Linked DNA regions of Homo sapiens: region 1 is linked to region 2. Evidence: chromatin loops called from intact Hi-C (ENCODE). Cell type or tissue: mammary epithelial cell. All regions are shown on one strand. Links, peaks and the distances in the headings refer to the core of each region. The heading gives the core; the rest is flanking DNA. Region 1 has its middle 14 kb from the start of TNR. Region 2 overlaps TNR (tenascin R).

Region 1 (11,299 bases), core at 1,451-9,450, 280 kb before region 2:
AGCATATGGGTGTCCTGGGCTGCCGTGACAAGGGTAGCTTAAAATGATGGAAATTTGTCATCTCACTTTTATGATGACCAGAGGTCCAAAATCAAGGTGTTGACAGGGCCACGCTCCCTCTGAAGGCACTGGAGGAAGGGCTCCCTTGCCTCTGCCTGGCTCCTGGTAATTACCAGCAATCTTTGGTGTTCCTTGGCTTGCAGCTTTATCACTCCAGGCTCTCCCTCCGTCATCACATGGCACTCTGCCTGTGTGTCTCTGTGTCCAAATTTCCCTTTTCTTATAAGGTCACTAGTCATTGGATCAGGAACCACTCTCATCTAGAATGACCTCCTCTTAGCTTGATTATATCGGGGGTAGGACTTGTCTTTCTAGGGGACATGATTCAACCCACAACAGGAAGGTACCTACTTAAGTAGGGTTCTCACCAGTTAAAACCTTCAAATGAGGTGAAACCCGACTCTCCAATCTGTTTACTTCACGTCGGCATTAACAGCATCCAATTTCCTGGGGCCAACTCTCCATAGCCCATTCCCCAAGGAGTTGTTCAGAATGAATCAAGAACAGGAAAAGCTACTTCCCAGTTGTTGTTGTTGTTGTTTTCATTGAAGCAAACTCTTATAAGTAAAAGTGGAAAGGTAGGATGAATAGGTGGAGCACAGAGAATTTTTAGCGCTGTGAAACTATTCTGTATGATTCTGTAATGGTAGATGCATGTCATTGCACACTTGCCCAAACCAATAGAATGTGCAACACCAGGAGGGACCCCTAATGTCAACTATGGACCCTGGGTGATGGTGATGAGTCAAGGTAGGTTCATCAGCTGGAACAAATGCACCACTCTGGTGATGTATATTGATAGCAGGGAAAGCTGCGCATGTGTGGGGAGAGGAGGTATATGGGAAATCTCTGTACCTGTGCTCAATTTTGCTATGATCCTAGCACTGATCTGAAACATAAAGTCTATTAAAACACACAAACAACTGAAAGGTGAATGCTGGGCCCTTCTGTGTGTCCATTTTTAAATTATTCTTTCTGGTGTTCCATGGATCACTGTTGGTCATTAAATGCCCTCAAGAAGAAAGCACTTCTTGAAGACAGGAGGCCATGTCTTACACATTCTGCATCTCTTAGGCACAGAACTTAGCACTGGGTGGACACAGAGTGAGATCTCCCTTTTTGTTAAAAGACATATTTATTTCAAAGTCTTTCCATTCCTATCACTGTTGTGCACGTGACTTCATTCTCTCCATTAAGTGCCTCTTCTGAGTATAGAAGCAGGACCTGAGAGTCCTCCAGCCAGCTCCCATGGCCTTCCTGTGCATTGATCCCTGAGTCAAGTGGGGCTGTGGGGAGGGATGGTTGAGTCTGACCCATTGTTAAGATTATGATGCACCCTTAGAGCTCTTCACAGCTCTATAGAGACCTTCAGTCATGTTGTGGTTTGTCCCTCAAAGCAGGAGGCATCAGCCCCAGAGAGCTCCAGTCAAGGACAGCCCAAGCCTAAGGGCCTGCTGTGGCCTTGAACACTTTGATATCATAAGAGGAGGTGGCGGGGGGTACTGGTAGGATACTGGAGCTTCTTTATTTCTTTAAAAAAGTGAATATATAGAGCTTGATAAAATGGATTGCACTCAGCCTTGGGTATGGTTGTGGCAAAGCCAGCAGGCTGCCTGCATTGCAGTTTTCACTTTGTCCCACACAATTTGGGCTATTTCTGATTGTATCAAGGCCCTGGCCTTTGCTCTTAATCAATTTCCCAAAGCGAGGACGATGACTACGGGAAACACATTCAGAGTTCTTAGAAAGGCCAAATGGGAAAAAGAAAATGGAGCCGCAGAGATTCTCTGTTGCCCAAAGCTTGATCCTTGTTAGAGCTGCTGGCTAACCTTGTCCTGCTTGCTCTTGGGCCCTGCCACTAGGCTTAGCTTTTTTACCTAGAATACATGTTAGGCAAAAATTAAGCTTTGATGTGTTAGATTTCCAGCTTTGGTTTTATCGGGGTCTGCTGCAGGATTCAGGCTTGCTGGGAAGTCCCACAAAGAGGTCTGCAGGGCCTGAGATCCGGGTCAGGACTAAATCTGACTGGAGGAAGGATGCAGCAGCTGTGCTTGGGTCAAGGACAGTGGGCCATCGCAGCATGGAGGGGCGACCAGAGACTAGTGTGGTCTTCTGCTCAGGATGCCTTCATCCCCATGGTCCTGTGCTGGGCCTTAGGGTGAGGGGGCTGCCAGACAGGCATTATAGATACCTGAAGCAGTATTTCTATGTTCTCCAAGAAGCATGGAGAGCCCAGCATGGTAGTAGCCTCAGGGCTGGGGCAGCTGCTTTGGCAGCAGCTTTGCTAACAGGAGTTGCAGGCTTGGGGCAGTGGTGCTGGCTTCCACAGAAAGCTGGTGACATTGGTAGTGGTGGTGGCCTTGGTGCTTGGTGGGAGTCAGTGATGCTGCAGAGGTGTGAGCCGGGCGTTAGTGGCAACACTGTTACTTTTCGGGTACTAACAGTGACAGGAGCATCATTGCGGGGGGCGCCTGAGGGACACCAGCAGTCATGTGGTAACAGAAGGGTCTTCAGTGGAGGTGACACTTTTATAATTTCAAACAACATAGAGAGGGAGCTGGACAGATGTCCTTACTGAGAGGACAAAGAGAGGTGGAACCTTTGAAAAGTTAGTAACATGCTAGAAGAAGAGCTATCGACATGGCTGGCCTCATCAGTACTTCGGGGGAATCATTTTCTCTCCTTTCCCAGCCCTGGCCTTTCTCTTAACAAATTCCCTTCTTTTTACTTTCCAAGGCCAAAGGAGTGTTGGCATGATTTGTTCCCCACAACTCAATTTAGGTTCATTCCATTCAATTTTACAAATATTTATTGAGTGCAGCAGCTTGCACCTGGAATATAGAGAATACACATGAGAGCCAGGCACCGTTCTGTTCCCTAGAGGTTTATGATTTTCTGGGGATGGAGGTGGAATAAGACCAGTGCAAATGGGACACACACACACACACACACACACACACACACACCCCTTCTAAGGGTCATTACCCTCTAAATTATATGGGGGAGGAGAAGGAGTACATGAGGCAGTTGCTATTGCTCTTCACAGCATCTCCCAAGCTGGTTTAAATAGAACCCCTCTCTCCCGCCACAGTGGAGAGGGGTGGGAGGCAGGCTACACTTCCTCTGTGGTTCTGTCTCTTTCTCTTCACAGTACAACTCTAGGCTGTGTGAGGTTTACCAAAAGGCTAGGGTAATCGGTGATGAGATGGATTGAATTGTGTCCCCTCAAAGACATGTTTATTACCTGTGACTGTCACCTTTTTTGGAAATAAAATCTTTAGAGATGTAGTCAAGTCAAGATGAGGTCACACTGGATTAGGTTTGGGCCCTAATCCAGTGAAAAATGTCCTTATGAGGAAGGGAAATTTGGACACAGATAGACATGGGGGAAAGAGAGGCAATGGAGCAGTAGAGGCAGGGACTGAGGTGCTGCAGCCGCAAGCCAGGAAATGCCAAGGATTGGCAGCAACTAGGGGCTGGGAGAGGTGAGTGAGCATCCCCTCCACAGGTTGCAGAGGAAGCACCGCCCTGCTGACAACTTGAGTTTGGACCTCCAGCCTTCGCAACTATGAGACAATACATTTCTGTCATTTTAAGCCACCCGGTTTGTGGTACTTTGCTGCCACAGCCCTAGAAAAGAAGCACAGATGGAGTTATCTCATAGAATGGAAAACGTAGCGCTGCAGCTCGGTGCCATTTTTCACCTAGCTGATGGAAGAAAATTACCCAAGGAGCTTAATCCTTCATCAGGATCCCCTCTTGGTACATCTCAGCCCCCACTCTCCTTGTTCTCAGGGCTATGTCTTTGTGAATGTCCCTCCTTGTTTATTATTCTTTTGGTGGCTTTGCACATCCAAATGTAGCTCACAGGGATCCATCTTTCCCTGAGATTTGTTACCTGCCCCCAGCAGTTCATTACCTTAAGCTTGATTTATTCCCTATACATAGAGTGAAGCCCTGGGTGGGAGCCTTCAGTAAGACAGTCACAGGACCCTGCTTCTCCAGATTGGTTCAGGGATGGTGATGAACATGTGCACGCCACATGTGACACCTTTGGGACAGGCCCACCAGTGTCTACTGTAGACCACTTCATATTCCCTGTTGCCCGTGGGTTACATGCACAGATGCACAACGCACACACAAATACACACACACACACACACACACACACTCAGTAACACTGAGAGGCCCTATGCTCTCTCAGCTCAGCATCACAAACTCTTGGCTTGGGATTCTGACAGAATTACATATGCAGTGTTATCTCCTCACTTGTCTGAAGCTCTGAGCTTCTTACTCTGTGAGATATTCTATAAAACAAAAAAACAGTTACTGACAAATTTGGAATGTGAGCTCTTCAGAGTCGAAGGAAGAACCTGCATCTGGGCACAGTGGCTCACACCTGTAATCCCAGCATTTTGGGAGGCCGAGGTGGGCGGATCACGAGGTCTAGAGATAGAGACCATCCTGGCCAACATGGTGAAACCCCGTCTCTACTAAAAATACAAAAATTAGCCAGGCATGGTGATGAGCATCTGTAGACCTAGCTACTCGGGAGGCTGAGGCAGGAGAATCACTTGAACCCAGGAGGCGGAAGTTGCAGTGAGCTGAGATTGTGCCACTGTACTCCAGCCTGGGCAACAAGAGTGAGACTCCATCAGAAAAAAAAAAAAAAAAAAAAAAAGGAAATAAAGAAAGAACCTGTCATGGTTTTAGTAGATATTCAGGTTGCATATTTCTTCCATTCTGCAGACATATGAACTGAGCAGATGCCTGGGGTTGAGCATGATTGAGAAGTGAATGATCCTATTATTGGACTTAGTGACCTGGAAATAGATAGAAATGAAAATAATTTTTTTTCAATTTTTAAAGCTATAATTTTGATTTCTAGCCTCTCCTTAGGGATGGCACCACACTCTTGACACCGATCACAGGATACATGTCCCTCCAGTATGCCTTTCCTGAAAAAGCTCTTCCCTGTGGTGACAGAATCCCAGACCTGGAGAAGCAGAACATGGAGCCCGCTGTCCCTGAGGCTAGCACCCTCTGATCATGCTGTGCTGAGGAAGCAAACGCCGATCCCACCCCCATCCTGCAGCTCGGCTCTACTCAAATATCTCATTTTCTCTCCTGGGCATTCTTGCAAATCCTCTGTTTATCCTGCTTTTTCTCTCTCCCACCTGTTGACTGGCATGTTCTTTCCACCCTGGATTTTTCACTCCACCACCCACCCGTTCCTTGCCTGTACTTACTATCTACTCAGTTGCCCTTGATACCAGATAATTTGGTTTTTGATTGTGGGGCATTATATGGATTTAAAGATTTCAGTTTATTGCTTTCTAGATTCGAGTCAAACTCTCTTAATATCACTGTTGTTTAAGCGCATCCCCATCTCGCCCATGCTGCAGGAGCCTTGGGCCCTGCCACTTCCTTGCTCGGCCTCTGGAGGCGCTCTTGGAGCGGCCTGCCGCCTCCCCACTCTCAGGACATGCTCGCCCAGGCTGTGCAGCCCAGCAAGTGCTGCCGCCGCACCCAGAGGTTTCCTCTTGCTATTATTAAGCTTAAAATGAGAGATCCTGGGCAACCCAGGAACAAAAAGTTCATGGAACTTCTGGGCTTTAGTTTAGCTCCTTTTTGGAATGAAGAGACAGTGTGTGTGTTTGGTTGGGTGGAAGGCAATGAGGGAAGGAAAGTTCTGCCTACAACTGGTGATTCAAGAGCATTGAGTCTTGGGCAGATTCCACGAGCTGAAATCCCTGAACAAAGTATTGCTATTTGAATATGGTTTTGGTTTGAACTTTGTTTTAACCTCTTGATATTCTTGTCTATGAAATGGGTACCTACGTTAAAAAGGCTGTTACGAAGAATGAATGAGAAGTTACGTATACATACATATATACATATATATATGTTTGTGTAGCTTAGAATGACAGTGAGAGGCACCTGGTAAATGCTAAATAAGTGTCATTTATTATCAAGGCTATTATTGTGTAGGAAGCGCACCCCTAGAGATATGGGACCTCAGTCTCCATAACTTACTTGCTGTGTGAACATAGTCAATTATTTGATACTATATTATTATCATTTATTATTTATATTAAACTTAAATCATATTGTTATTTGATATCAATTATTTATCTTTGAGCCTGTACAACCTTATTGGGAAGTGGAGCTGAGAATTATTGTTCTGTGTCCTTCCTAAAGGTCAAATGAGATGTAAATGAGTTGTACAGTGGAAAGTGTTTCTCTGGGCAAATGCAAGGAAGCAGAGCTCTTGCAGCCTCCCTGACCAGGTGTGCAGTGCACAAGCATCCGGCTGCATGGATGATGCTCTTTCCTGCCACTCCTCTCTCCTCATACTGTGGTCCCAGCAGTGACACTCTCCCAGTATCCATTGGTACTAGTGATCTATACTAGTACATGACCATAATCAACACTAGTACTTTCCTATAGGAAGTGAGCAGAGGCACTGGCATCACAGCTTTTAACTAGTTGTGCCACTTTTGGGCAAGTCATCTTGCTGCTCTATAATTGGTGGGGTTGAGCCAGATACCACATGGGCTCTCTATCAGCTTGAATGTCCTGTGAATCTAAGGTCCCAAGAAACACAAACAGGTTCAAATGGCAGATGCCAAGCCTGGCTTTCTTGCGCTTAGGGGCCAGACCTCAATAAAGACATTGGGACCGTAATCCAGGATGAAGCTGGCTGGCTGGCTCCATAAGCAGATGCATTAGCAAGCCAAGGAGGGCACATCACTTCTAGTGCTGGATTGGTAAGCCTGGGCATCAGCAAAAAGAGACTTTTTATGTGATGCGTGGCAATGGCAACACATGGCGATTACTCATTCACAGGTTAACAAGTGAATAGCAGAGACATGTACAACACTCCAGGACAGATGACTTTTCTGGTCCACGAAATATGGTGACTTAAAAATCTGGCTGACAGGCGCAGGGTTGTGTGCCTGTAGTCCCATCTACTCAGCAGGCTGAGATAGGAGGATTGCTTGAGCCAAGGCGTTTGAGACCAGCTTGGGCAACATAAGAACAGTCATTTAAAAAAAATCTAGCTGGTAGGAGACTGAGGACCCTGTTAGATTTTTCTGAAAGATCTCTGGCCGAGGAGTGGGCACTGGATCCGACCAACTGTGTCACGGTGGGTATGCCACTTCCCTTCTTTGGACCTCGTTAGCCTCATCTGTAAGATGGAACAGACGGTAGTTAGACAAGATGCATTTTTGAGGCTCTTTCCAGCTCTGACATTCTACAAGTTCATTATTTCCTTTCTTCTAGATACCTCTGGCTAGCAGCCCAGACTAAAAATGGTCTCTGTGTAGGATCCTTTTACCGACTTTCTTACCAGGGCTTTTCATTCATCTTCATTCTGTGGTACAGGATAAATGTATGCTCTCAGCGACTTAGACAACTCTTTTCCTCCATTTTTCTTCTTAAGCATTTAAATTAATGAAATCTAGCATGTAAAGTGCTTAGCACAATGCCTGGCTCATAATAATGTATTCATTTGTATATGTGCATGTATATATTCCCCTAATATATCTTCCTCTAACTTTCTCCTTTAACCTAAATATCTGTGTCATTTAAAACACTTTTCATTTTGTAAAATCCAGGGCCACTCAGCTTGTCCTTTGTAAGAAAAAGGTTTCTCTGGATTACTCCTAAGTGGCTGACACGTTCAGGTTCACAGTACCATGGACTCCAGTCACTTCAAGGCACCCAGCACCATATCACATTCTGACAAAGGCTAGGCCCCTGACTTCAGACTGAGCAAAGGCCCCAGGAGCGTGTGTCTTCTGAGATCCAGCCCTGGCTCAGCTCAGATGGGATGTGTGAAGCTGGGATGCTGATACAGGAAGGAATAGCTTGCCTTGAGGCCAAGTGTATTCAAAATCTGACTTGAGCTGTTGAGTTGACACCTTCCAACTCTGCTATTCCAAGTGAGAAAATACTCCGTCTCAGATGGGACTTGCTCCTCTGAATCTGGGCTTTCCTCAAATTTGCAAAAAAAGAAAAAAAGAAAAAAGAAAAAAATGTGATCTGGGCCTCCACTTAACCGTGTTAACAGGGAAGAAAGCAGGATGCATTTACAGACTTTTTCTGAAGCCCCTCCCTACCCTTTTTCCAAATGCCTAGAGCCTGCAGCCTCACATTTGTTCCCCAGAACACGCTGTAAAGGGTGCAGAGCTGAGTAGAGATTATTATTCTCATCTGACAGAAGAGAAAATGTAAACTCAAGAGGCTATATATGAATGATGAAGGGTAGGGTGACTGACCCTAGGGAGAGTGGTAGGTCCCTGGTTGAACACCAAGATTAGAGCCTGTGCTCTGTGAGCTGCCTGTGTGTGGTTTACAGAAGTCTTACAGATTGACTCTTGGATGGGGCTGAGAAGACTATGAAATCAAACTAGCCCAGACCCAACAACCCTGATGCCTTCTTTCAGAAGCCCCACAGAGTACATTGTCTTTGTATTTGTTCTAACTGTGTAGTTCTTTCTACTTACTAACAGGATAATGGAGAAAATTGTGTGGCAGGGATAACCCAGTGCTTTCACTCTGACAGCTTGAAAAGAGAGGGACGGAGACCAGTAGGATCAATTTTCCCCAGTGATGTAAGCCTAACAATGTTGGGCCTTCTATCTCCTCCTATGTCCAGATACTGAAATCTTACCATATTCTGTCCACCCGCAGAGCAAGGAAGATGGGGTTGGGAGTAAGGGACCAGTGAGAGAAGGCACTGAGACTAGCGCAAGGAGGCTTGCTTCTTAAGGAAAGAAGAAAAGGACAAAAGCCGAAAAAAAGGAGAGGTATAAAAATAGAAGTGAGAGGCTGGGCATGGTGGCTCATGCCTGTAATCCTAGCACTTTGGGAGGCCGAGGCGGGCAGATTGCCTGAGCTCAGGAGTTCAAGACCAGCCTGGGCAACATGGTGAAACCCCATCTCTACTAAAATACAAAAAAAAAAAATTAGCTGGGCATGGCAGCGTGTGCCTGTAGTCCCAGCTACTCAGGAGGCTGAGGCAGGAGAATTGTTTGAACCAGGGAGGCGGAGGTTGCAGTGATCAGAGATTGTGCCACTGCACTCCATCCAGCCTGGTGACAGAGCGAGACTCTGTCTCAAAAAAAAAAAAAAAAAAAAATAGAAGCAAGAAAAAGGAAGATGACTTTGCATAGATTGGAAAAAAGGAAAAAAGAGATACAGGAAGTGAATATTAGTGGCCTTATAGAAAAAACCAAACATAAAGCCAAAGTTCCAATGGGTATTGGTGACGCCTTTGTGAAAATTGGAAAAATGTTCCTTCAGCCACCCTGGTGCCTCTGGCAAAATTTGTTTCCTATTTGTGGCACTTGAGCTAAAATAGTGGCTGACCCTTTCTTCAAAGGGTCATAATTTCCAATGCTGATCCAGATTGCTGCTGCCAGCAGGAACGCAGACAGACAGATGCCTGTGGCTGCAGGATCAGCAGGGTCCCCAGTGTGCCAGCCTCGGGGAGGGGAAGGAAGGAGGACGTGAGCGAGGAAAGAAAGGTGGGGCAGGTGGGGCTCAGATAAGGGGGAGTTGATTCCATCTTTCCTTCCTGCACTTATCAATTCAGCAAGGGTTTCGTGAGCTACCTGTGTGTCAGTCACTGTTGTAGACACCATCATCTCAGTTAATCTTCACGATAACCCTGTGGTATAAATATTATTCTCTCTGTTTTACAAAAGGACGAACAGGAGCTCAGAGTTCATTTCTTAAGGTAGAAAAGGCAAGTTTTAAATCCTGTTCTGCTGGATTCAAAACCTTGCCGCTTGCCGTAAAACATGCCATGAGGGAACCAAAAATGACTAGGATAAAAAATACACTCTCAAGTGGCAACATTTATTGAATATGTCCACATGAGCCAGGCACTGCTTCAGGCTTTGGGAACCAGACTCAGGCAGAGGGCCTGCCCTCTGAGAGGGTCAGTGCAGTGGAGAATTTGACAATAAACAAATGGAAGGATGAAATATAAAATGCCAGCTGGTGTTAGGGGGTATTAAGAAAAATAGTGCTGGGAAGGGCCTTGGGAAGGGCATTTTTAGAGGGGATGTCAGGACAGACCTCTTTGAGGGGTAGCGTTTGAGCGGGGAGGGAGCAGGATCGGGCACATGCCACAGACCTTCACCCTCGACACCCTGCTGAGTTTCCACCACGTTTTGGACACTGCTTTTGCAACACTCATCTGTGATTTCCTCTGATCGATAAGCCATCAAGAGGGGGTCCCCATGATGACCACTTCTTTCAGAAGGAAGAATTGAGATATGGAGGGATAAGGAGTTATCCAGAGGCTGCACATCTACTAAGTGGTTTAACAGAAGTTTAAACCCAGTTCTGCCACAACCCAGGTTAGGTTCCTACCTCCTTCATCTCAGAGGTGTTTCTTGGTACAACCTGACAAAGCCCCAGAGAGCCAAAGCCATAGAGTCCCATCGGTGTTCAGCCGAGCAAGAGGCAAGGGGGCAGGTGCTAACCCCAAAAAGGAGGTTTACACATAAAGTCAGGACCAACTCAAGTTAAAGCAAGGGTAGGGTGTTTTTTCTTTTGATATGCATTCAAAAATCTTTGCTGAATAACAGCTAGCACGAATGAAGCACTCTGCAGCAGAATGCGCCATCCCAGGGCTTTCCACGAATGCACTCATGTAATTAGCACAGCTGGCCTATGAAGTAGGGAAGATTATAATATCAAATTCATTTATTTATCTGTTTTAGAGATGGGGTCTTGCTATATTGCCCAGGCTAGAGTGCAGTGGATATTCACAGACAGGATCATAGTGCACAGCAGCCATGAACTCCTGGGCTCAAGCAACCTTCTTGCCTCACCCTCACCCCCTTCCCACAGTTCCTCTCCCCACCTGTAGCTGGGACTACAGGTGTGTGCCACCCCATCTGGTGACGATCTCCAATTTACACGCAAGAAAACTGAGAGTAACTTTCTAAACTTACAGAGAGTAAGTGCCAGCGCGAGAATTCAAACTCAGGCAGGCTGTGTAGGAAGCTATGCTTTCTCGATTATTCTCTGCCACCTGCAGTGAGTGTAAGTGCTGAAGAGAGGGAGGTGTGAACCTGACCATCTCAGGTGGGAAGGTTTCACCTGCCAGAACTCAGGCTGAGAAGCTGAAGATGGTGGGAGATCACAGTATGACAAGCCAGCAAGGAGCCTGGCCCCTCCACTCTGTCTCAGTCTGTTAGTGCTGCTATAGTAAAAT
Region 2 (11,299 bases), core at 1,711-9,710:
AAATTCCTGATAAGTGATCAGGAGAAATAAGATTAAGAATAATAACTAAAATAACAATTCCATTTGGTATTAAAAACAAGAGGCACTACCTTTTTTTGGAAACTTACCACGTACCAGGCACAGAGCAAAATGCTTTACCTGAACAATGATTCCTACGAAGTCTTTGGTGGTGGGTACTGTGATTATCCCCATTTTCAGATGAGGTTGAGCCATGAGGAAGGAGGCGCCTTGCTCAAGATCACAGAAGCAGGGATTAATGGAGTTTTGGTTAATCTTAGACTGTCTGACTCCAAAGCATGGGCTTAGCTTTGAGGGGAGGATGATTGGCCAGGGGAAGAGCTACAGAAAACCATGGTAGCCACATGGGTAGGGCGGAAGAAAAGGGAGAAAGCAGTTTCCAGAAGGAAGAAGGCAAGCAGTGTCCAAAATCAAAGGATGTCGGGAAGATCATCAAATGAGTATGCCTTAGAGCCGGGGTCCCCAACCCCTGAGCCATGGTTGGGTACCAGTTCATGGCCTTTTAGAAACCGGGCTGCACAGCAGGAGGTGAGTGGTGGGCCAGTAAGCATTACCACCTGAGCTCCACCTCCTGTCGGATCAGTGGCAGCATTAGATTCTCACAGAAGCTTGCACCCTATTGTGAACTGCACATTCGAGGGCTGTAGGTTGCATGCTCCTTATAAGAACCTAGTACCTGACTAAAACACCAAAAGCAATGGCAACAAAAGCCAAAATTAACAAATGGGATCTAATTAAACTAAAGAGCTTCTGCACAGCAAAAGAAACTATCATCAGAGTAAACAGGCAACCTACAGAATGGGAGAAAAATTTCGCAATCTACCCATCTGACAAAGGGCTAATATCCAGAATCTACAAAGAACTTAAACAAGTTTACAAGAAAAAAACAAACAACCCCATCAAGAAGTGGGCAAAGGATATGAACAGACACTTCTCAAAAGAAGACATTTATGCATGCAACAAACATATGAAAAAAGTTCATCATCACTGGTCATTAGAGAAATGCAAATCAAAACCACAATGAGATACCATCTCACACCAGTTAGAATGGTGATCACTAAAAAGTCAGGAAACAACAGATGCTGGAGATGATGTGGAGAAATAGGAAAGCTTTTACACTGTTGGTGGGAGTGTAAATTAGTTCAACCATTGTGGAAGACAGTGTGGCAATTCCTCAAGGATCTAAAACAAGAAACACTATTTGACCCAGCAATCCCATTACTGGGTATATACCCAAAGGATTATAAATCATTCTACTATAAAGACACATACATGTGTATGTTTATTGCAGCACTGTTCACAATAGCAGACTTGGAACCAACCCAAATGCCCATCAATGATAGACTGGATAAAGAAAATGTGGCACATATACACCATGGAATACTATGCAGCCATAAAAAAGGATGAGTTCATGTCCTTTACAGGGACATGGATGAAGCTGGAAACCATCATTCTCAGCAAACTAACACAAGAACAGAAAACCAAACACCGCATGTTCTCACTCACAAGTGGGAGTTGAACAATGAGAACACACGGACACAGGGAGGGAAACATCACACAAACAGGGCCTGTCGAGGGGTGGGGGGATAGGGAAGGGATAGCACTAGGAGAAATATCTAATTTAGATGATGGGTTGATGGGTGCAGCAAACCACCATGCCACGTGTATACCGATGCAACAAACCTGCACATTCTGCACATGTATCCCAGAACTTAAAGTATAATCTAAAAAAAAAAAAAAGAACCTAATGCTTGATGTTCTGAGGTGGAACAGTTTCATCCCAAAACCATCCTGTACCTCCTAGTTAATGGAAAAATTGTCTTCTCTGGTGAAACCAGTCCCTGGTGCCAAAATGATTGGGAATAACTGCCTTAGAGTGACTTTGGGTAGGTTAAATCACTTTGCTAAACCTGGATTCTTCATCAGAAGGATGGTGATGACAATACGTTCCTCATGAACTGTTGTGAGAACAAAATAAAAAATTATATGTAAAATGCTTGGCATGGTGCCTGACACATGGTAAATACCCAATAAATGTTAGCTATTACTATTATTTAGTCTGAGCCATTGCAAGCTCGCCGTGCCTGGCTCAATTTTATTCTATATAAATAAACATTATACTAAATCCCTTGGCACACAAGATTCCCATGGCCAGTTCCTTTTCTGTCTTGAAAAGTGGGGGGAGAGCTGTGATATCCCCAGAAGAATCTTTTCTAGGATGATAAAGGATCCAGCATGTGTGGCAGGAAAAGCTGGGAGTGAGTGTCTTTAAATTCATCTGCCTTTAAATTTATCTCCTCTAAGTCCACACCTTCTACGTATTTAGGGGCAGACCAGAAATTTGAGGACCCTGAAATTGGATGTAAGTTCTCCTATCTCTGACTGTGCCCACCCCACCCCAAACCCTTTCTCCTTGCCAATGTCCTGTGTGCTCCTTGGTCTATTGCTTGGTCTCTGAAAGGGATAAAGTCAGGGAGATCTGGGAGCCAATGGCTATCAAAGAAAGAAAATGCATTCTTTGCTACTTACGTCTTTGTCCTCAAAGCTGTTTACAGTTTGGGGGAAACTTCCAGTGCTGTCAAGCTCTCTTGTGCCTGCTCCCTTATGCCTAATGGTGGACTCAGTGAATCCACCATCAGAGATTTTTTGGTTGGCCAGCAGACTGGGGCTGAAGGGAATCAGACACTTGGAGACTGAAATGCCAAATGCATCAGTCTAATTTATTCAGACACATTTTCATCTGGGTATTTTCTATACTATCAAACTCTGTATCCTTCAGTGAAGACATTTGTCTTAGCTGAATAAAATCTCTTAATGGTTTAATAAAAAGCACTTAACTCAGTTTTCTTAGTTTTATGAGTGCCTTGAGGTCCTTTAGGAGAGCAAACTTCTTTGCTGGGATCATTGAGGGAAACATAATTATTTTTCTGCCTTCTGATACGTTATTTTCTGGAAGGAACAGTTCTAGATGCTCATCATATGCTCACAAACTCTCTGAAGCTCTATCGAAGGACAGGTTATTCTCAGTGATGAACTAAGTGGTGTTCCTTCTTCCATCCACAGCTGACCTGCCAGTCCCCTCAAAGACATCTCTGCATCTTTATTCCTTTCTTTGCTGAAATAGCATCAGTACCATTATCGTCACCAATTTGTTCTGTTCAGAATAAATAGAGAAAAGAGTCTGGAGGTCAGTTAGAACCAAACGCCAGGAGCAAAAAGCCAAACATGAAATTAGGTTAGTAGAAATTTCATGAGAACAAAAACAATTGAGGAAGGGAAGGAGGAATAAATGTAAAGAAACAGAGAAGACTCAGAGAGAGAGAGAGAGAGAAAGACTAGGAGAGGCAGGAAACAAGACACAGGCCAGGGGAGGGTGGACTGCAAAAGGAAAGAGTGGACTGCAAAAGGAAAGAGTGGAAAGGTAAGGGAAGGAAATTTAGTAAATAAGAAAGCCAAGGTAAAGTGAAGAACTGGAACATAATACATGACCAGCAGAAACACAGCAAGAATCACAGAAAGGGAAAGAGGAAGAGTGGGAGTGTAGACAGAAAAGGAGGAAGAGGATAAAAAAATATGTGGGGTGGGAGAGAGGAAAAGTAACACATTTAGGAATTGCGGATGGTTGGAATGGAGAGTTTCATTATTGAAAATTAGCATAGAGATGGTTTTCATTTTCCCAGTAAGTAAATAAAGGCATGAGAGGTTAAGTGACCTTTTATCCATCTGACTTCCATTCATACAATTGAACAATTATTTATTGTGCACCTTCTGTGTGCACTGCACAGTGCTAGGCACCAGGGACACAGTGTTGAATAAGGCAAACAACGTTCTTGTCCACAAGGAGCTCACAGTGCAGCGGGGGCATATGGACAAGTGAACTGGCCAGCACCACGATGTGAGGGTTAGGGTAGTGCTGGAACCATGGAAATCTTGCAGAAGAGTCCCAAGACAGTCATGTGTGTGTGTGGCATGGGCAGCAAGAGGGGTAGGTGACAGTGCACCTGGCAGAGTGAAACACAAACCAAAAGGCTAGCCTCCAAGAGCCCTCTAGCCTCAGAGATGCTCAGCCACAGAGCCTGGACTGCAACTCAAACGTGTAGTTCCCAGCCCCCACCATCTGGCTCCCTTGGGGTTTGGTTTTGAGCCCTTCAAGGCCCGACATCCTGATAACTCATCTCTAACCTGCATATGAAGGATCAAATCCAATAGCAGCCTCGTTTCCCATCTGTCATGGAATCGCTCAGTGTCTCTCTCTCCTCTTCAGGATCAATTGCAAACTCCTAACATCCAGGCCCTTTTCCTTCTGGCTTGTATTTACACAGTGCCCATTTTCTTACTCACTCTCCTGTCTTTCCATCATGTTCCAGCCATACTGAAGTGCTTGCAGGTCTGTGAAGAGGCCTCCATTCTTTTACAGGTAAGGAGCCCTTGCTGGGACATGTTTCCTGTCCCTGCCCCACCTGCTCTTACAGTGCCTTTGATATACACTTTGAACTCACCCTAAGATTCATTCCAGATTCCATGTCCTCTCCTTCTGCTCCTGAAAACCTTTCCTCCACTAACCTCTCTTGCTGAGCCCAGGCAGGTCAGGCATCCCTTTCCCTAGGCCCTCACTGCACCTCTCTCATAGCAGTTACCACACCTGATGTCTTAACCATCTCTTGACTAGACTGTCTTTCCCGGTAGGCTACAGGGCCTTTGAAGGCATGGACTGGAGCCTGTTCATTCATCTGTTTACCACTGGCGCCTGGCACAGCTCCTTGCTTACACAAAGTGTTTTACAAATGTTTAGGGAGCTGACTTGAAATGAGTCCCCAGTGAGTTGAGTTGCAGGCAATCCCTAATTCAGTTTGGAGGAATTGCTCAACCCCTCTTCCCATTTCATACAAGACACACTTTGATCTGCAAAATGGAATGGCAGACTTCCCCAGGAGCGCCCACCAGGTGAGGTTTCCATTGGGTGAGGTCTTGGTACCACTCCTGATTGTGCTAGTGCACAGACAAAGCCCAGGGAGGGTGACAGGCTTGAATTTCTGCTCTCTTAGTACAAGCCTCACATTTTATAGAAACTTAGAGAAATTTGAGTGAGTTTGGCTCCTGTAATCAATCACAAAGGGAGTAGAGGGGTCTTAATGCCTTAATTTATTGGATTGTTTCTAGCCAGTTAATTCATTCATATTAATATACTCAATTGATAATTATGAAGTGCCAGGCTGGATGTTCACCTTCTTAGGGCGTCTTCTCAGTGTACATTTGTTTTCATATGCCTGGGATACAGAATGTTACTGTTCTTTGCTGAGTAAACTTTAATCAGCATGTTCCTCTTTGGCCTGTGGTAGCATATGAGCTTATGGTTCCTGCGATTCATTTTATCTTTTTAAATTTAATAAGATACAACTTGGATGGCCATTAAGGGTCTCCTGTTGTGTGTGCAAGAGCCCAAAACTAACATGGATAAAATTAACTCTGGTTCATTATGTTCAGCAAGAAAAGTTTTATCCCTTCCGGTCTCCTAGCCAGGCCACAAAGGCAAAGTCTGGGAAGAGCTGTTTTCATTTTTTTCACTTTCCTGTATCCATGTGACATAAATAATATGACAGTTAAATAGGTCTGATTAATGCGGTCATCTTGGAAGCTGATTTGGATCACCACAGTGCAGCCTAGTGGACTTCATTCACTCGTTCTTTCATTCAACAAACATTTATCAAGGACTCTGTGCTTGTTCTTGTGCCAGTTGCTAATACCTAAAGATAAAAGAAAACTGTGTCTGCTCTTGAACTCACAGCTTACATTTCCAGAACATGACAATTAACTGACCCCTCACGGTTGGTGTGTAGTGTGACAACACGAGGCAGGGTGTGGTTGTGGAGGCTGAGTGCATCAGGTGGGCTTCACAGAAGAGGCAACCCTTAGACACTATTCAGTTGGGTCTGGTACAGAGGAATGACAACCAGAACAGATATGGTTCCCAACTTCCAGCAGGAGGCAGCAGGACAGTGCTTTCTGGGCAGACGTGTGTGCTTGTTCTTAGAGAAAAGTTCTGCGTCAATCTAGATTCCCAAGTTCCTATTCAGGATACCAGAGTAAGGCTGGACCTTGAGGATGACCTGGAATACTGTCTTCTAGTAGTGCTACCATCAGAAAGGCACACAAAAAAGCAAAACCCAACATTTAGCCAATGGTCAATCCCTCCATGGGCCCACCCACCACCTTCTTTTCCAAGTCAGCCACAAGCATGTAGTCTGATCAGGTTTCTGCTCTGATTATTCTGCCGAGGCTGTGTCTCATTCTACTGTGTTGTGGACACCTCAGCTGCATTGGCCATCCACGGGCTGGGAAAGTGTCCTGTCCTCTCCAAGCAGCAGAGGGGATAATCCCTTGTCTGTACCAGAAAATTCCTCCAACGAGGGTCTTACTGATGGAAGGGAGCACACTGGAACTCATCTCAGAATCTTACGCCCAAAATCAACTTTTAGGATGACTGAGAATTTCCCATACCCCAGGCTCTCCTTTCAGGTACAGATGTTGGAAAATGTTAACAGTGGCCTCTACCGACCAGACATAGTATTACCACATACTTAAATCTCGTCTAGATAATTCACATTCATTCATTCATTTGTTCACTCATTCATCAATCAGTAATTTTTCAGCAAACATTTATTGAGCATTTACTATAAGATAAGGCTATTCACAGGGTGCAAGGATGAATGCCCCAATCACCTTTCCCTAACCCCACATTTTCTCTCTCGCTGGTCCAGACAATGCCTGAAATGTACAAATTTATGTCTCCTTGGTCTTAAAGCATGCTAATCCACAGTGACAACGCAGAAGGTTTTCAGTTCAAAGTTACAGATTACTCCTTGGTAGTCATTAACACTTTAGTAGGAATTAGTTTATTCTGTCAGAAAAAGGCAACCTTTGGGTGAATAAATACAGAACCATGTAAGTTTTAATTAATAAAAGGGATAAGAAGTGATCTAGGATATGCTTCTAACATGAGGTAGTACAATGAGACTCAAAGAGCTAAAAAAGGCAGGGGGGAATTTAAGCCATTAGGCACTTGGAGAAAAGAGGGAGGTCAGAAAAAAAGGCAGTATGAATAGTGGCTTTGGAGGATATGTTCTGAATTCAAATCTGGCCTCTCTCATTTACTAGCATCCGATTTCAGGTGAGCCTCTTAACGTCTGTAAACTTTCCTCTAAAATCCTCACATAGCGTGTGGGAACTGAGCCATGAATGTCATGTAAAATACTTAGCACGACGCTGGGCATAATGTTAGCAGTCAGTAAACATGAGTCAAGTCATTATGACCAGAGAGAAGGAATAGGCTATAAATGAGACTGTGGAAACAGCAGGGCAAACTCGACCTCTACCTCTTTTTCTTTTCTTTTCTTTTTTTCTTTTCTTTCTTTCTTTCTCTTTCTTTCTTTCTTTCTTTCTTTTTTCTTTCTTTCTTTTTTCTTTCTTTCTTTCTTCTCTTTCCTTTTTTCTCTCTCCCTCTTTCTTTCTCTCTCCTTCCTTCCTTCCTTCTCTCTCTCTCTCTTTCTTTCTTCCTCATTTTTTTTTTACTATGTCCAGCCCTCCCTCTGCTCATCACATTCCCTGAGCCACTTGTTGGTGCTGCCTTCTCAACTTTATGCAGCTGTCCTGCAGTGAGCACAGGATTCAGGGCACATCCAAGCTCCTGACTATGCAGCTGGAGAATGGAGCCAAGGATCAGTCCAGAGACATGTAGGAGGAGTCCTTAGGTCACCGTCAGTTCTGAGTCTGGGAGGAAGGCCTCATTAGTGTACATGGGCAGACAAGTCCCTGTGGTCATTCCTGCCTCTCCTCCCTCTGCTCCTTCTCCTACTTGGCTGGTATCACCACCTGACCTTGCACCTTCTGAGGAACATGAAGACAGGAGCTACTTCTTAGTATTTATCTAGAATCTCTCCAGAATTCTATTCCTGGAGATTTGAGGTAGATTAGTGGATGGTTATGCATTTTCCAAAATTAGCATGCCTCATTAGCTTGGCTCAGAAGTAACTGGAAAATGCGGCTACCCACAGCAGCTGGGAGGTTTTTCGAAGGAACCTACTAGCCACAAAGCATATCAGAGGGACATGATAAGATCTTCAGAAGCCCACATATCAGATTGAGGATTCAGTTGCCTCTGTGAGTGAGTAATCAGTGAGTAGCCAAGCAGTGCTGTTATTTTAGCTTGACGTCAAGGCAGTACGTGGGGCCGATCTGAATATAAACCTCAGAACTCTGGCTGCCACGTTCAGCCAGGAGACCTAGGCACAAAAATTGCTGATGGGGCTCATGGAAAACTTGAGAATTTAGGGAGCTGAGTTTGAGGTGATAGGTCACCAGGATTAAAATCCCTAGGGAGGAGAACAAGGTGAAGTCTACCCCACCCACTTGGAGAGTCCACACATGAGCAGCCTAATCATCTGAAGATGGAAGAGACTGAAGCAAGTCAGGCTCTCCCTGGGAATACCGCATTGTTGGTGGGGGGAAACTTGTCAGGGAACCCCTGGGAGGGCCCTCTGAATGTATTCTAACCCAATGCTAGAAAAATAGTTGTCCCAAATTGCTCAAGGAAACCAGAGTTAGACCATCAGTGGAGAGAGTGTCTTTCCCATCTCAAAGGAGGGGGCAATTGGGCAACCATTTAGGGAGCCAGAGAGTCAACATGGGGTGAAATCTTGCCAGAGATTGAGAACAAATTTCCCATGGTTTGAATCCCAGCACTACCTTGTGTGTAATCTTGAGGAATTTTTTGAACTCTTCTAAACCTTAATTTTTTCTACCTGTCAAATGGAGGTAATAGTGTCAAGCACCTATTGTAAAGATGAAATAAGGTAATATATTTAAAGGGCTTTGAAAAGGTAAATGGTAAGAGTACACAGACTAATGTAACCCATATGCCCCAGGATTTACTAGCCTGTAACCATAGTCTAAAGTCCTATTTCCTTTTAATGTCTGCATTTGTATAGTATGAGCCCCACTGGCCTAATTGCCAGTGATCATAAGTAGAATTTAATAAGAGAATGCTGACAGCTTAAGCACAATTTCTGGAAAAAACAAGAGCAGGTCTTACCACAGGGAGGCAGCCACATTATCTTTTTATATAAACAAGGTCCCCTGATCTCCTTTTCCTCAGTGGCAGGAAACTGAGCCAGGCATGGATTGTCCCTCCTTTCGTACAGCATCGCCCTGGAGGCTGTCTGAAGGAAAGTGCAGCTAGTGGATTTTTTTTTTTTAATGTAGGGAGGCTAGGTGTCCCCAGAGGAGGCTGGGCTGGATAGAATTCATTCACAGACACAGAAATGATCCCCAGGGTAGCCTCTGCCCTATCTCTTGAACCACACCTCAAAGGTGATTGAATGTTTACAAAGCACATAATCAGACAGAGAAGTGGATGCACAGAGAGCTGGGGTAATTTTGTCCAAGGTCAGACCATGAATCAGTGTCTGGCTTGCACTGCATTTCTGCCCTCGATTGCACTCTGCTTTCTTTCTAAATTCATCCAAGTCCTGCCTGCTCCATTCCTCTTCCTTCTTCTCTTCCTCCCATACTAATGTTGCTCCATGTGGACAATATATGCACACATATTGAAAGTTGGTGCAAGTTTTCTCACTTGAAAACTGTGTAGGACTGTGTATAGAAATTAAACTGGGAGTTTCTAATTATCCACTCTAAAGAGAAATGCCAATGGAGTGAAAAATCCAAGAGAGCAATTACACATAACCCCAAATGGTTTATTTTTAGTTGAGAATAAAATGTGTGCCCCTCTATTTGCAGCATATTTAATTTCTCTATTATGCTTTGCCCAAGTGAATTTGCATTCTTTGAGCGCCCAGCAAGTGACAGTGTAGGCAGTGAGCCACCCAGAAGCATGTTGGGTGGCAAAAGAAGCCAGCTGGAGATTAAGCACTTACTTTGCAAAGATCCACACTAGCTGGCCTATCCATACCCCCGAGGATGATCAGTCAGAAGCTGAAGGACTGCGGAAGGGAGTGAAACACTCCGCTCAGGGAGATAGAATGGACAGGGAACCTGTAACGCTTTCTTCCAGCCCTGTGTTTGTATAAGAACTGACTGAGTTTATGTTGTACATGTGTGCCTCCGTTAGAACAGCCTTCATCTAATTTTCTCCCAAATGCTTTCCTCTCTTTCTTCAGATCCTCCACTTAATCCCTGACTGGCCTGCCCTCATTCCCAAGCCAGTAGCATCTTTCTGGGTCTCATATTTGTATGATTTCTATTGTGGTGGGCTTGTCCATTTTCATTAGATGGTGCACTCCACAGGGCAGGGAGCCAGGTCCCCATGCATTGGCAAAGCACTATGTATGCCCAACACTTTACAAACAATACAAACAGACAAGAAATTGGTTAATGGCTAAGATAAGCAGTTGACACAAAAATCCACATGTAGATAGCATCACAGTGAGAGGTAAAAGCACAGCTCTCCACGTGGGGTTATAGGAAGGAAGCTCTTCAAAAAGATAAATGTTACAACCCAGAAAATTTCATCAGCAAAAATATTCTACGCAGGTTCCTCTGAGTATGTGTGGAACATATGAAAATGGCATATCTCCTCTTACGCGGGAGCTAGAAAAGAAATGTTATTAGTGGGAATGACATATGTGAGCTTCTCTGTGAATAACTATACAATGTCTATATATATTATATGCATAATAATAATACCTCAAATCTGTATGGTGCTTTCCTTCCCAGGAACTAAAAATGATCCATGGTTGTTATTATCTCATTTATCCTTGCAGGTATTTTCCCTTATATTTTGCTAGTGTATCACCAAAATACAGAAACATTTAAGAGCCATTCTTTTGGTTCTTCTTTCCCATGAAGTCCTGTCTCTCCATTATACTCTCCTTAAAACATAGTTAGAGGAAGGAACTGTAATTCTATTACAGAATCCTACAATTTATTCATAGGCCTAGATAATAGATGCTCCCTAGTGCTGTTACGGGTCTCTAAAGACCAATAGTTATGAGTTTGCTGCCCTCACCCACATTCTGAGCTTCCAGAGTTCAAATTCCCGAAGGGTCACCATTTAGGGTTCTGGTAATATGTCAGGTAATATGTCTCTATTACTTTACAGAACAGTGGTTGCATACAATGGTGTTATTACCCGATAATGCTTTTGCAAAAATCAGTTAGCAGATAAATTACTCCACTTTCCAGCACCCCTGAAGAGACTGTTAGGTTTTTTATTGTGAGGTGTAGCTTTGGGAGGATGGGGAGGAAGTGTGGAATGTGAATTATTTCA

What was found. Peaks named below come from ENCODE experiments on the same cell type or tissue, not always from the same donor. Only the 100,000 strongest peaks of a DNase experiment are listed, where the experiment ranks them.
Region 1: a loop joins it to region 2, with 4 times the contacts of the local background. A loop is called at or near these places in 44 of 110 quality-filtered maps.

The regions. Positions count from the first base shown.
Region 1 is chr1:175,751,785-175,763,083 of GRCh38, reverse strand. No RefSeq gene overlaps it. Among named protein-coding and RNA genes, the nearest start is that of TNR, 14 kb to the right of the region's middle. In mammary epithelial cell, for the core only: a CTCF peak has its summit at 5,499; no DNase peak of the experiment used is centred there.
Region 2 is chr1:175,476,581-175,487,879 of GRCh38, reverse strand. All of the region lies in intron 2 of TNR (tenascin R), which reads left to right. Among named protein-coding and RNA genes, the nearest start is that of TNR, 260 kb to the left of the region's middle. In mammary epithelial cell, for the core only: CTCF peaks have their summits at 6,004 (motif pointing right) and 6,543; no DNase peak of the experiment used is centred there; H3K27me3 peaks cover 346 bases.